2 separate regions of the Mus musculus genome follow, and region 1 is linked to region 2. Evidence: chromatin loops called from intact Hi-C (ENCODE). Cell type or tissue: left cerebral cortex. All regions are shown on one strand.

What was found. Hi-C counts contacts between places; a loop is a spot of excess contacts. Peaks named below come from ENCODE experiments on the same cell type or tissue, not always from the same donor. Only the 100,000 strongest peaks of a DNase experiment are listed, where the experiment ranks them.
Region 1: it touches region 2 in a loop (18-fold over the local background); 2 of 42 quality-filtered maps call a loop at or near these places.

What each region holds. Positions count from the first base shown.
Region 1 is chr3:41,565,064-41,567,563 of GRCm38, reverse strand. The region is part of intron 1 of Jade1 (jade family PHD finger 1); the gene reads right to left. Among named protein-coding and RNA genes, the nearest start is that of Jade1, 11 kb to the right of the region's middle. In left cerebral cortex, CTCF peaks have their summits at 1,349 (motif pointing right) and 1,906; DNase peaks (open chromatin) are centred at 1,349 and 1,977; H3K4me3 peaks cover 1,397 bases; H3K27ac peaks cover 1,117 bases.
Region 2 is chr3:40,947,107-40,949,606 of GRCm38, reverse strand. No RefSeq gene overlaps it. Among named protein-coding and RNA genes, the nearest start is that of Larp1b, 2.3 kb to the left of the region's middle. In left cerebral cortex, no CTCF peak of the experiment used is centred here; a DNase peak (open chromatin) is centred at 1,091; H3K4me3 peaks cover 649 bases; H3K27ac peaks cover 349 bases.

The sequences.
Region 1 (2,500 bases), 620 kb before region 2:
AGACTACAGAGTAAAGTCATTTTTCATAGAGTACAGAGCTTCTTCAAGTTGTTGAAGGAAGACAGGCTACCCCTGCCCCCTTTGGCTATGCTGAGGACTGAATCCAGAGCTTCAGGCAGTGTAGGCTCGCAGCTCCAGCATCACTTAGCTACAGTCCTGTCCTGCTTTTCCTGACAGTTGAGATCCCTGCTACAAGGAAGCAACATGGGACTGTGAAGGAGAACAAAATTCAAGTCTACTACACACTCTGGGAATGACTATCCACTCTGCAAGCATGGACATAAAAAACGCGCAAACCTCGGACATTAGCAGGAAACTGTATTTGTTCTAGAAGATGAAACTCAAGGTCAAATACATTTACAAACATACGCAAACTTTATTAAGGGCATAAAACAGCAAACATTCAAAAAATGTTTTCAGTTGACCGTAGTTGATAAGAGAATGTTGGACTCTGGGGCAGAGCTAGATTTATACTCAGGCAATGCGTGGTTCAATATTTTCAAGAGGCCACTTACGGCATTTAAGACAGGTTTGAATCTAAGGTGAGTATAAACCTCTACTTGCTTCTAAGCAGACATAGTACATGCCCCCTTCATCTACGTTTTTCAGTTTTCTGTGACAATGCCCTTGGTCAACAATACTAAATGTAATAAAGGTCAACAATACTAAATGTAATAAAGATTTTCAAACATGTAAAAAAAGTTATAGTAAGCGGAACTTAAGACCTTTGTGGTAAGAAAGACTAAAAATTCTGAATTGCACAGAGCAGGTCACCTCAACTGCGGATGTGATCGACTACTACCTACAAGAAATCCCCAACGTGAACCGAGTTAAGTCCAATGAACCCTTCCTTTCTCCAGGTACAGTCCATTCTACGGACTTAACTAGTGTGGTCTAAAAACCAATGAATCGTTTTCAAGAAAATTATTCTGTCTTGAAATGAGTTCATTAGCTTTGATAGGCACTAACTAGCCTTCAGCAACAAGCGGTCAGAGAGTTACCTCCTCCACCACAGGTATTCTAAAAAGAACACCTAAGGGAGCCCTTTGAGAAGGAACCCCACAAACCTTCCCAGGAATGAGGACCTGAGGTCCTCTTCTACTTTCCTAAAAGCTGAGCTCTGTGGCCAAACCCAAACATTTCACATAAGGAAATATTAAATTCCCCACAGGTCCGGGTCAACAAAGGGCGGAAGACCTTCGCCACCACGTTTCTAGAAAGCAAGCCACCTAAAGCTGCTTTAAATGGGTCTCGTAGAGATGACGAGCTCAAACCGGTTTCGAAGGCACATTTAAATCGCCCGCTTTTTTGTTGTTGTTTGCTCACAGCAATTCACCAGCGCCGAGAGTGCGGCCGCCCCCGCGCGCCCAGAAGGGGGAGCCCGGGTGTGAAGCCCGAGCCGGGAGCGGGGATGCGGAGCCCGGAAAGCCATGGGCCGCAGAGGCGGTCACAGAGTGAGGGTCTCGGGTGTGGGGGGAACCTGAAGCCAGGGAATAAGTGGTGGGAATGGGAGGCCCTCGACCCAGGACTGGGGGGGGGTCGGAAGTGCGGAGGGAGGCCCGCACAGGGAAGCTCTAGGGGCTGGAAAGTGGGGGGAATGTGGGGGATGGGAGGGAACGATAGCTCCGTTAAAAGGGGTGCAGGGCCCGAATCCCCGCTGGGGAAGGCCGGGTGGGGTGGGGAAACAGGCTGGAGACCCGGGGTGGGGCCGCGAACCGCGGGCATCCCGGCCACCCGCCCGCCCGCCAGGCGCAGGGCCCGGCTTGGCGCGGCGCCGCCCCCTCGCGCTCCCGCTCCTCCCGAGGCGACAGGAACAACAGCGCGGGAGGAGGGGAAAGTAACTCCGGCCCCGGTGCGGGGATGACACCGCCTCCCCGCGGCGCAGCCGGCCTCGCGCCCGCGCCGCCGCCCTCGGCGTTTGAAAGTGGCCACCCCCCGCCGCCGCTCCCGCCCGCCGCCACCAGCTGCACCAATCCGCTCGGCCCCAGTTGCAAATCAAACGCTCCCTCGCGTCCGCACGCCACTTGCGCCGCTGCAAACGGCTACGCCGTCCCTCCCCGGCCTCCCCGCGGGCCCGGGGAGCAGCAGAGCGGCGGTGGAGCAACGCGGCGGGCTCGGCTCGCGCTCCCGCCCCCAGACAGTTCTGGAAACTGTGGATCACCTCTGTCACAGGAAGCCATCCGGCGCGCAGGGCGGCGCGCAAGCAACAAACAAACGCCTGCGGCCGCCGCGACGCGGGAACAGGGACGGCGACGGGCGGCGGCCACCCCGCGCCGCGGGCTTTGTGCGGGACTCCGGCGTGGGGACGGGGCCGGGCCACCCCCGCGCGGACCCGAAGCGCCTGGGACCGTTAGGCGACGCTCGGGCAGCGACAAGGAACCGCCTTGGGGCCGCCGCCCGGCCCCGTCTCTGCGCCGGCCACCTCTTGCCTGCGCGGGAGGGCGGGCTGCAAAAGTTGGCCCTGGGGCCAACCAGCACCTGCCCACGTGCCGCGTAGGCT
Region 2 (2,500 bases):
CGGGGCGCGCAAGGGGAAAGGCGTGCCAGTGGGCGGGGCGTGATGTAGGCAAGAGCCAAGATAATCAGCGTTCAGTAGGCCAGGTGCCCAAGGACCAGGGCGAGGGCCAGTCAGGGTGAGGGGCGGGGCGGGTAGAGGGCGAGGCAGGTTAGGGGGCGGGCACCCTGGAAAGTGACGTGGCCACTTGCGGGCATTCCCTAAACGCTGCGGGCGACCGCGGCCTGTGGAGTCTTCCCGAATGCGGCGGGCATGGTTTGATGAGAGCCCCGCCCTAGCGGATCGCGAGGATGAACCTGCTACGCTTGGGGAGCATCTTACGTCTGTGACCCAGGGACTAGGAGGACAATCTTCAGGAACCAGGAGGACCAGAAAGTCCATTTGCGCTAAGGTGAAACGCTTCAGGCTTTTCACGAGGGCGGGTCCTCAGGACCCAGGAAAAGTTTCCCAGTAACGATGTGGGCTCCAATAGGCACTCCTGATCCGGAGCCAAGTTCAAGTGAAGACCCAGCCTCGACATTACAAGAAGTGCACTTGTCGGTCCTGATTCTAACCTACAGACAACGAAATGATTCTTTAGTGCTCTTGAGTAAAACGAACACTAGACATTTCGCCACCTTTTTCATTTTTCATTTTTTTTCAGTGGGTTTTGATGTTTTCATCAAACTAAGTCTCCTGTAGCACAAGTTGACCTCGATCTCGAGGCTGGCCGTGAGCCTACCATTCTAGTCCAGGTTGCCCTGGAAGCCATCGATTTAGACCAGTCTGGTTCTGAACTCAAAGGAATGCACCTGCCTTAGCTTTTGAAATGGGATGACCAACAGGCATGCGTGCTACCCACCAGCTAGTCTTGAACTTTTTTTTTTTTTTAAGATTCTTTTAGAGTCCCTAAGGCTAGTATTAAAGCATAAGGACCACACCCAGTTGGCTTTGTACATTCACTCTGTCTAGATTTCTTTTTTTAGATCCGCCTGCCTCTGCCTCCCAAATGCTGTGATTAAAGAAGCGCACTGCCCAGCATGAATTGTTCTATTTTTAATCACAAGAATGCGAGTACGTGTGTGTGCGTTTGTGCACACACACAAGTGTGCAGGTGCCCTTGATTACCAGAGGTATTGGATCCTCCTTGCGCTGCCGATACAGGCTGTTGTGCCCAGCACGGTGCTGGGAAGCCAGAGTGTAAGCGCTCTTAGTCCTCAAGCCATCTCTCCAGCTCCTTTGCTTTGAACAATTGACTGAGTGAAAAAAGAGCTACAGAGGAGAGGACATGACTGCTCCTAGGCATGGTGGAGGAATCTAGAGTGGACATGACCAGACTGAGACTGAACTGGAGGCATGTGGAGAGGAGGGGGGGATGGAAGAGGGGAGAGAAAGGGACAAATTTTAGCAGCCTGGAGGCCAAAGGTACAAAAGGGACGTGCAACCAGAATGGCTGCATTATAATAAGGGAAGAGCAGCCCAGTTGCCTGGGCTGGGGAGTCCAGTGTAGGGACTGGGGGTATGGCAGCCAGGAGGGCCCTGTAATTGTTTGGGGCTGAAGGATGCCTGGAGAACCTAGCTTCCAGGTCCCCATTGTTAAATAGGCACCTCAGCCTTTTGCCCCGGGGATTTGAGATTTAACTTTGACCTTTACTCCAACTCCCAAATGCCTTGATTAGAGGAGGGGAGCCATCACTCCCAGTTAATTTCCCAGGCTTTAATCTGTAGGAATTGCACTGGATCACAGTTTAACTATGTTCCCACTGTTGCTCCCCAGTGATGGGTAGTGACACAGTACAGATAGATAACATTTTGGGAAGCCTAGCAAGTTCTTTCTTTTTAGCATTGAAATTTGATCTGAGGTGATATTGGCAGCACATGCTTCTGGTTTAATGAAGTTCTATTCTGCAAGGTCATCATTGAGAGCTATTCTTACTGGTGAAAAGGTTTTCTCCACCTCACGCCAGCTCCAACCCTGTTGAATAGTGTACTCATGACCTCACACATTACGTCAGCTATAAAGTGAGGCTTTGCTGTGACCCTAAGCAACCTCCTGAAACTGGTTGCTAGTCAATGAGGACTATACTTCAATCTGTATTGCCCAATGCCAACTTTTTTTGTTTTGGTTTGGTTTTTGTTTTGTTTTGTTTTTGTTTTTATTTTGTTTGTTTGTTTGTTTTTGTTTTGAGACAGGGTTTCTTTGTGTAGCCCTGACTGTCCTGCAACTAGCTCTGTAGATCAAGCTACAGACTGGCAGAGATCCCCCTGCCTCTGTCTGACAGAGATGCCCCTGTCACCTGAAATGCTGGGATTGAAGGAGTGCACCACCACTGCTTGGCTGCTAGCTGTTCTTGTAATCAGAGTTAGTTTGTTTTTTTCAAGACCTGTTGGGAAATACTAAATTGTATAAAATTGTACCAACAAGTACTAGTCAATGAGATTCTGAACACATTGTATTTATTTATTTATTTATTTATTTATTTATTTTTTCGAGACAGAGTTTCTCTGTGTAGCCCTAGCTGTC